Linked DNA regions of Homo sapiens: region 1 is linked to region 2. Evidence: read pairs that join two places in POLR2A ChIA-PET (ENCODE). Cell type or tissue: PC-9. All regions are shown on one strand. Links, peaks and the distances in the headings refer to the core of each region. The heading gives the core; the rest is flanking DNA. Region 1 overlaps ABHD3 (abhydrolase domain containing 3, phospholipase). Region 2 overlaps SNRPD1 (small nuclear ribonucleoprotein D1 polypeptide).

Evidence for each region. ChIA-PET counts read pairs that join two places held together with the same protein. Peaks named below come from ENCODE experiments on the same cell type or tissue, not always from the same donor. Only the 100,000 strongest peaks of a DNase experiment are listed, where the experiment ranks them.
Region 1: POLR2A ChIA-PET joins it to region 2 with 12 read pairs; 13 of 35 experiments call an interaction of 5 or more read pairs at or near these places.

What each region holds. Positions count from the first base shown.
Region 1 is chr18:21,684,997-21,689,391 of GRCh38, forward strand. The region is part of intron 3 of ABHD3 (abhydrolase domain containing 3, phospholipase); the gene reads right to left. Among named protein-coding and RNA genes, the nearest start is that of MIR320C1, 3.7 kb to the left of the region's middle. In PC-9, for the core only: no CTCF peak of the experiment used is centred there; no DNase peak of the experiment used is centred there; H3K27ac peaks cover 631 bases.
Region 2 is chr18:21,626,821-21,631,215 of GRCh38, forward strand. It overlaps SNRPD1 (small nuclear ribonucleoprotein D1 polypeptide), which reads left to right. Exons shown (of 4, transcript NM_006938.4): 4 at 2,242-4,395. The coding sequence ends at 2,318. Among named protein-coding and RNA genes, the nearest start is that of SNRPD1, 17 kb to the left of the region's middle. In PC-9, for the core only: no CTCF peak of the experiment used is centred there; no DNase peak of the experiment used is centred there.

The DNA of each region.
Region 1 (4,395 bases), core at 115-4,114, 58 kb after region 2:
TTGTAGTGTCGTGCTGGTTTCAAAAGTTATTCAGTATTTAAAATATGTAACTCTCATTTAACTTTCAGGCAGCCACAGGCCCAGATATGTATTTTTACCATCCTTAGACAAAATCTTGATTTGTGTCTACACAGGTTCTCACTGATTTAGTGAGTCTATATTCATAACAATTAAAATTCATTTAGTTTTTGTCTGATTACCTATTCAACCAACCAAGGCCATTTAAGATTCCAAATCTCTTCTTGCAGGGTGCTGCTGAGCACTGTACAGGTTCTAAGCAACAAAGAACCTACTGCTGTATAGAACATACACAACTCTGAGTCTCTTCTCAGGGAGTTTAGATCTCAAGGCACACCAGCTTCATTTAATGTGGTATGCAGGCTATGTTCTTGCAAAGGAATTTTCTTGCAACTGAAAAGCCATATAGAAAATTTTATTAGGCCCAGTTGAAAGAAGAGAAATGTTTAGAAACCTCAGAAATCCTATTTGAGAAAAAGCTAGAAATATTACATTTTATTAACTCACCTAAGATAAATCTTTTTGTTTTTTGAGACCATGGTCTCACTCTGCAACTCAGGCTGGAGTGCGGTGGCGCGGTCACAGTTCACTGCAGCCTCAGCCTCTCATGCTCAGGCAATTCTCCTGCCTCAGCCTGCTGAGTAGCTGGGACCACAGGTGCACACCAACACGGCTCAGCTAATTTTTATTCTTTTTTTTTTGAGACAGAGTCTCGCTCTATCACCCACACTGGAGTGCAGTGACATGATCTCGGCTCAATGCAACCTCCATCTCCCAGATTCAAGTGATTCTCCTGCCTCAGCCTCCTGAGTAGCTGGGATAACAGGCACGTGCCACCACGCCCGGCTAATTTTTGTACTTTTAGTAGAGATGGGGTTTCCCCATGTTAGTCAGATCGTTCTAAAACTCCTAATCTCAAGTGGTCTGTCTGCCTCGGCCTCTCAAAGTGTTGGGATTACAGGCGTGAGCCACCGTGCCCGGCCAGCCTGGCTAATTTTTATAAGTTATTTGTAAAAACAGGATCTCACCATGTTGCCCAGGTTGGTCTCTAACTCCTGGGCTCAAGTGATCCTCCTGCCTTGGCCTCCCAAATGCTGGGATTACAGGCATGAGCCACTGTGCCTGGCCAGAGAAATCTTAAATAAACTGTAAATACATACAGAAAAGTCAGAGTAGTCTCAGTGACTCCTTTATCTTTTCTTGCTAAAAACAATGGCAAGATATCTTGATATAAATAAGATTTCAGTTGGCCATTTGTATTTACTTGCATAAGCACTTAAGTCACACAGGAACCGGTGCTAAAGTTAATTATGATCTTGAAACTTGAAGCTCCCAGTCATTCAGAAAAGAACCACTTTAGAGTACAAACATTAAATAAGGATTAAAATGGCTTCTGGAGCAAGATGTCATCATGTGACTGCCAGTGAGAGAAGGCAAGAACACTAGTGACGGGAAAGAAAAAGATGATCTGCAAACTCATGAAAAAGCAGCCTGTACATCTGGGATTTTCTTCTAAACTGCAGAGTGGGATATTTGCACTTTCCTTCAGGCAACTTTGGAAAGTGGATCATAGTTCTGGTAGCTCTTGCTAGAGGACGAATTGTACTCACCACTCCATAAGGCTTTGATCCTAACAGTGTTCAATCAGTAGCAGTCATCATTGTATACTTAAAGCCTTGGACGTGGGGCAGAGAGATAAGGAAGAATGAGGAAGCAAAGCAGTTACAGAGGACGGCAGAAAGAAGGCTGCCATCCTGCCCTTTCTCCCACTCCAGCTGGGGATGAGCAACCAGCTCTTTTCATTTAACCCCTTTGCTACTCTGACAGTCATCAGGGAACACTGAACTAAAAGGGCTGGCTGTGAAACTACTATTCCTAAGGCATTGAAAAATCTGTTAACCTCTTCTTCTTTTTTTCTTTAGAGATAAGGTCTCACTGTTGCCCAGGCTGGAGTGCAGTGACACAATCACGGCTCACTGCAGCCTCAACCTCCTGGGCTCATGTGATTCTCAGCCTCCCGAGTAGCTGGGACTACAGGGGCATGCCACCATGCCTGGCTAATTTTTAAACTTTTTGTAGAGACGGGGTCTCCCTATGTTGCCCAGGCTGGTCTTGAGCTTGTGAGCTCAAAACAATCCTCTCGTCTTGGCCTCCTGAAGTTCTGGGATTACAGGTATGAGCCACTGTGCCCAGCCTGTTTTTATTTTTTTTTGAGACAGAGTCTTGCTCTGTTGCCCCTGCTGGAGTGCAGTGGCGCAATCTCGGCTCACTGCAAGCTCCGCCTCCTGGGTTCAAGCCATTCTCCTGCCTCAGCCTCCCGAGTAGCTGGGACTACAGGTGCCTACCACCACGCCAGGCTAATTTTTTGTATTTTTTTTAGTAGCGACAGGGTTTCACCGTGTTAGCCAGGACGGTCTCGATTTCCTGACCTCGTGATCCACCTGCCTTGGCCTCCTAAAGTGCTGGGATTACAGGCGTGAGCCACCACACCCAGCCGCCTCTGTTAAACTTCTGTAACAGTTCTCTCCAATTAATTTTTACAGTTACCTCAAACAATTCTAAAGGGCGTGTATATGAGGGAAATTGTTCTGCAAAGCATATTTTTCCTACATATTTGAACTATATAATTTTTTTCCCTCAAAACAAGGAAAACATAAAGAGAAGAAATATCAAATAAAGAACAGATCTGGTAAGAAGAACTTTCTGTGACAAGATAACCCATTAACCAGGGAAACAGGTGGGTGTCCTTTAATGAAGGTTAAATAAAAGGAAGAGACTACCTATAGCACAGAGTTTCTCAATCTTTAGTACTATGGACATTTCAGCCCAAATAATTCTTTGTAGCAGTGCTGTCCTGTGCATTATAGGATACTCAGCAGCATCTCTGGCCTCTACCAACTAGATGCCAGTAGCACATGCCCCAGGCATAACAACCAAAAATGTCTCCAGACATTGCCAAATGTTCCCTGGGGGAAAAACGGCCCCTAGGATGAGAACCACTGTCACAGTGAGATGGACCAGAGAACCTTGAATCTGCTCAGGCTTGAACCCTGGAAGTCAAGGTTGCAGTGCTGTGATCACACCAATGCACTCCGGCCTGGGTGATGGAGAGCCTGTCTCAAAAAACAAAAACAACAAAAAAAGTAGCAGACTCTGAGCTTGGGCACCTAAGAAAAGCAGTGAAACTTCCATGGGTTGTGAGTACCTGTCTAGGCCTAGTTTCCAAATCTGTAATTTTATCAGGCAATCTGAAATATTTCAGTTCTAAGATTCCCCAAATCTTCAAGTCTAACAATAGAAATGATAATCAGCAAAGGGTAGAATGAGAGGAACATTCAGAGATCAGCTAGTCATATGATTGATTTCAGGTAATAATAATAACAACAGATACTGTTTACTAGTGTTTACTATGTGCCAGATCATGTTCTAAGCACTTTACATGAATATTAATATTGGAATAACTCATTTATTCATTCAATAATATTTACTGAACTAAAGATTGAGTTAGAGCCTGTAGTAGAGAAATAAAGTATCAACATAAGGTTCCTGGCCTCAAGGAGGGTACAATCTAGTTAGATTGAAAAGATTTGCACCATATTTTCAGTTGAGTGACTACAACAAAAAACAAGACAGTATAGGATTCAATGTCCAAGGAGTGGTATAGACAATAAAACCCTATGAGGTCAGGATGGGCAAAATTGATTAAGAAAGGCTTCATAAAAGGTAGACAGATCTTATGTTAGGACTTGAAAAACAGTAAAGATTCCAGCAAAAGGCAAGTGTGAGATACATTGTAAAGGGAGTAATCCAAGCAAAGATATAAGGTGAGTATGTATTAAATGTTCTAAGGGACGAAAAATCAATTATCAGTTGAGAAGTGGTTACACGGACAGTAACAATAGAAAATAAGAATGGAAAAACAGGTTAGGACAAAAATAAACATAAGGCTCTGAATTCCAGGTAAAGAAAAGATAAGGAAGTTCTGCCTCTAGTAATGTCCAGGTAGATCCTTTAGGGCCAAACTTTCCATGGAATAATAACTATACATTCTTGAAAAAATATAAAGGCAGTAGAGAACAACAATGACAACAAAAAGCATGCAGAAACTGAATGGGAGTTGACACTAGGAAAATGAAAATCATACTGGGTGAGTTTTCAATTTTTACAGCTTCTCCTTTTTTTACCTGAGGGAAGGCAGTAGTTGGGTATTACTCAATGATAAATAAAAGTTGGATAGAAATGCGCAGTCTCTTGGCTGGGCACAGTGCTCATGCCTGTAATCTCAGCCCTTTGGGAAGCCAAGGTGGGTGGATCACCTGAGGTCAGGAGTTCGAGACCAGCCTGGCCAACGTAGTGAAACACTGTCTCTACTAAAAA
Region 2 (4,395 bases), core at 163-4,162:
TTTGGTAAGAGACAAGATCTCACTGTGTTGCTCAGGCTGCAGTGAAGTGGCATGATCATAGCTCACTGCAGCCTCAAACCCCTGGCTTCAGGCTGTCTTCTGCGTTGGCCTCCCAAATGTTTGGATTTTTTTTTTTTTTGAATAAACATTTATTTTCTTTCTTTAAAAAAAAAAAAAAGAAGCAGCAGCTGGGCGCGGTGGCTCACGCCTGTAACCCCAGCACTTTGGAAGGCCGAGGCAGGTGGATCACCAGCCTGGCCAACAGAGTAAAACCCCATCTCTACTAAAAATACAAAAAAGTAGCTGGGCGTGGTGGTGGGCGCCTGCAGTCCCAGCTACTCGGGAGGCTGAGGCAGGAGAATCGCTTGAACCCGAGAGGCGGAGATTGCAGTGAGCAGTTGTTTTCTTAATTTATCTTTCTTTTTTACAGATATGCACCACCAAACCTGGCTAATTTTTTATTTTTTATTTTTTTGTAAAGACAGGGTCTCCCTATGTTGTCCAGGATAGTCTTGAACTCTTGGTCTCAAACAATCCTCCTGCTGTGGCCTCCCAAAGTGCTGGGATTATAGGTGTGAGCCACCATCATACCTGGTCCATTTTCTTTTCTTGGGTTTTTTTTTTTTTTTTTTTTTTTGAGACAGAGTCATGCTCTGTTGCCCAGGCTGGAGTGCCATGGCGCGATCTCCACTCATTACAACCTCTGCCTCCCAGGTTCAAGCAGTTCTCCTGCCTCAACCTCCCAAGTAGCTGGGATTACAGGTGCCCAGCCCTTTTGTTGTTGTTGTTGTTGTTGTTTTACAACACCCCTCCAACTCTGTTTTTCCCATTTTCTTTATTTTTTTAAACACTTCATTTTGAAATAATTTTAGACACAAAAAGTTGCAAAAATAGTACAAGGAATTCCCATACACTTTTCACCAAGATTGTCTAAATGTTAAAATGTCATATAACTACAAAAAATTAGAAATTTTACATTGATGTGTCACTACTGTATTATCTAGAGACCTTTCTCACATTTCTCTGATTGTCCCTTTAATGTCCTTTTCCTGGTCCAAGATCCAATCCAGTACAACAGGTTGCATTTACTTGTACGTTTCCTTAGTTTCCTTTAATGCGTATCAGCTGGTTCTCCTCAGTTTTCCTTTTGTGACCTTGATACTTTGTAAGAGTACGGGCCAGTTATTTTGTGAAATGTCCCTTAATTAGCATCTTAAACTTACTATTTATTGCTTAGAATGGTAAGACTAGAATCAGTGTGTACAAATTTCTAATGTGGCCAGGTGCGGTGGCTCACACCTGTAATCCCACCACTTTGGGAGGCTGAGGCTGGAGGATTGCTTTGGCCCAAGAGTTTGAGAGCAGCTTGGGCAACAAAGGGAGACCTCATCTCTACAAAAATTTTAAAAATTAGCCAGACATGATGGTTTGTACCTGTAGTCCCAGCTACTCAGGAGGCTTAGATGGGAGGATCACTTGAGCCCAGGAGTTCAAGGCTGCAGTGAGGTGTAATTACACTCCAGATGGGACTACAGAGTGAGACCCTGTATTTAAAAAACAAAAACAAAAACATTTAGAATGTGACTGACTTCTATGTCAAGATTTTCTAATATTCTTAGCTGTCTGAAGATGAAATAAGTTTATTTGGGTCATGAATTCCCTATCACCATGATACTCAACTAGAGTTAGGATGACCCAGTAGGGATATTACTATTTGGATTAAAGCACTAGATTATGTGTAGGTCAAATGAGTTTTAATTTTCTGAAGAGTTAATAAGATTGTGATTTGATGTAATACATTTAAACTTTCCTGGTTTTGAATTAACTTGCTTGGATTTTATTCAGTTACCAAAACTCTGGCATCAAGGTGATCATGTTTTATTCTGTGATATATATCTTCCCTTTTTTTGTGAGGTTCAAATCATTTTATGGTGAATTTGAGACATGATATAAAGAAAAAGTATTTTTAAATTTGACACATTTCTTAGTAAATAAATTGAAATGAAACAAATAATAATCTCCCTAGGCCTTTAGTTATTGGTTCTGCATGATAATGTGTTGGGGGGTGGAGGGAATCTGAAGTCTAACACATTTAACAGAAGCTAGTTAAACTTTATTTACTGTAGCTACTAATAAAGAGCTATAAACAGGGAAAGGTGTGTGTGTAAATGTTGTTTGTGGTGTCTAGGTAACATTGGTGCAGGAGAGAATTGAACTTGGTTTGTTTTTCTTTTCCTTCAGTTGCAGGAAGAGGCAGAGGAAGAGGAAGAGGAAGAGGACGTGGCCGTGGCAGAGGAAGAGGGGGTCCTAGGCGATAATGTCTCTCAAGATTTCAAAGTCATATGAGATTTGGGATATTTTTTGTACAGGTTGTGTTTGTTTATGTCAGTTTTTAATAAACATAAATGTGGGACAGAGCTGTCTATTTAGTATATCAAAGTTTTAGTAGTTTCCTCCACATTCACGAAATTACCACAGTGAGAGCTAAGCATTTCTACTGGGCAGTTTCATTTTTAGTTGATCAGGTTTTAAGTTTTTGAACTAAAATTTTTCTTTTTCTTTTTATGATGAATAAGGTTAAAATAAAAGCCTTAGACAAATTAAATTTGGCAGAGTTTAATTGAGCAAAGGACAATTCACAAATCAGGTAGCCCCTGAACCATAATAGGCTCAGAGGCTTCAGCCCAGCTGCATAGTTGAAGATTTATGGACAGAAGGAAAGTGATGTATGGAAAATGGAAGTGAGATACAGCAACAGCCGGATTAGTTACAGTTCAGCGTTTGCCTTATTTGAATATGGTTTGAACAGTTCGCTGTCTTTGGTTGGCTGAAACTTAGTGATTGCCACAAGAGTAGGGTACCGTCTGTTTACACGTCCAGTTAGGCTACAGTTCTATGTACTGAGAAACCTTTAAGCTGAACTTGAGATATGTAAAGAGACTTTAGGCTAAACTTAACAATATATATAGGATATATACCCTTCTACTTCACATGCACTGAATATGCATTTTATTGCTTTACTCTTCATTCTGTGGCACCTACCCACAGGGGAAGTAAGAAGTTTGTTTTGGTATTTCGGAAACTAAAGTCCTTATGGGATGGGGTCTAGAATTGATTCTCCTTTCCTGAGTTTTACTCCACGGAGTCTTAGGTACCTGGTAAAAAGTTGTCTTCTAAATTAAGGGTCATTGCTTTGTTGTCTAGCTGCTAATGTCTTACTTTTGTTTCTTTTGCTTTTTAATCAGTTCTTAATAGGATATAGTTTTATGTTTTCCAAGTTATAACTTGGAGTTAATGGTCACTAGATTATCAGTTATGAGCAGTGTTAAAATCTCCTATTAATGTGTAATGTACCTGTCAGTGCCTCCTTTATTAAGGGGTTCTTTGAGAATAAAAGAGAAAAGACCTACTTTATTTGACAGCAAAACTGTTCTAATTGTTAATAAGGACTTTTAAAAATTGTTTTTGATTTGCTAAGCTCAGAAAAAATGTCTCTCAGTGCATCAGTTCTTTGTAAAGCTTACTACGAAGTATTTATATGCTAAGGAAAACAACTGAGGATGTGGGTGGCTTAAATCTGTATTTTCATCATGTATGTGAGTTTTTTTTTTTTTAAGTAAAGAAATTTTCTGCAAAGATCGTTACCTTAAAAAAGTTTAGCCTGGGTGTGGTGGCTCACGCCTGTAATCCCAGCACTTTGGGAGGCCGAGGCAGGTGGATCACGAGGTCAGGAGTTGAAGACCAGCTTGGCCAAGAGGGTGAAACCCCATTTCTACTAAAAATACAAAAGTTAGCCAGGTGCAGTGACAGGCGCCTGTAATCCCAGCTACTCATGAGGCCGAGGCAGGAGAATTGCTTGAACCCAGGAGGCGGAGGTTGCAGTGAGCCGAGATTGTGCCACTGCACTCCAGCCTGGGCGATGGAGTGAGACTACGTCTCAAAAAAAAATCGAGAGAGAGATATATATATGTATTTATATATATATGTATTTATACTAATATATAAATATATACTAATAGATATATTAGTATACATGTAGAATGTACCTGTCATATATATTAGATATATAAATGTATATATTGGTATAAATAAATACTAGATATATATTTTTTTAAGTATCTTACCTCATCAAGTAAATTCAAATGCTTTTTGATTTTTCCACAGTTGATAATTTTTTTTTGTAAGTCATTGAAGTTATATAGTAATTAGCGTTTTTTCCCCCACAAATTATTGGCAGTGGTCACCCAGTTGTATTACAGGTTCTATGATCCAAAAAGGGATGTATGAAATTCATGATGATTAAGACAATTTTTTCTTTCTTTCTTTTGAGACAGAGTCTTGCTGTGTCACCCAGGCTGGAGTGCAGTGGTGCGATCTTGGCTCACTGCAACCTCT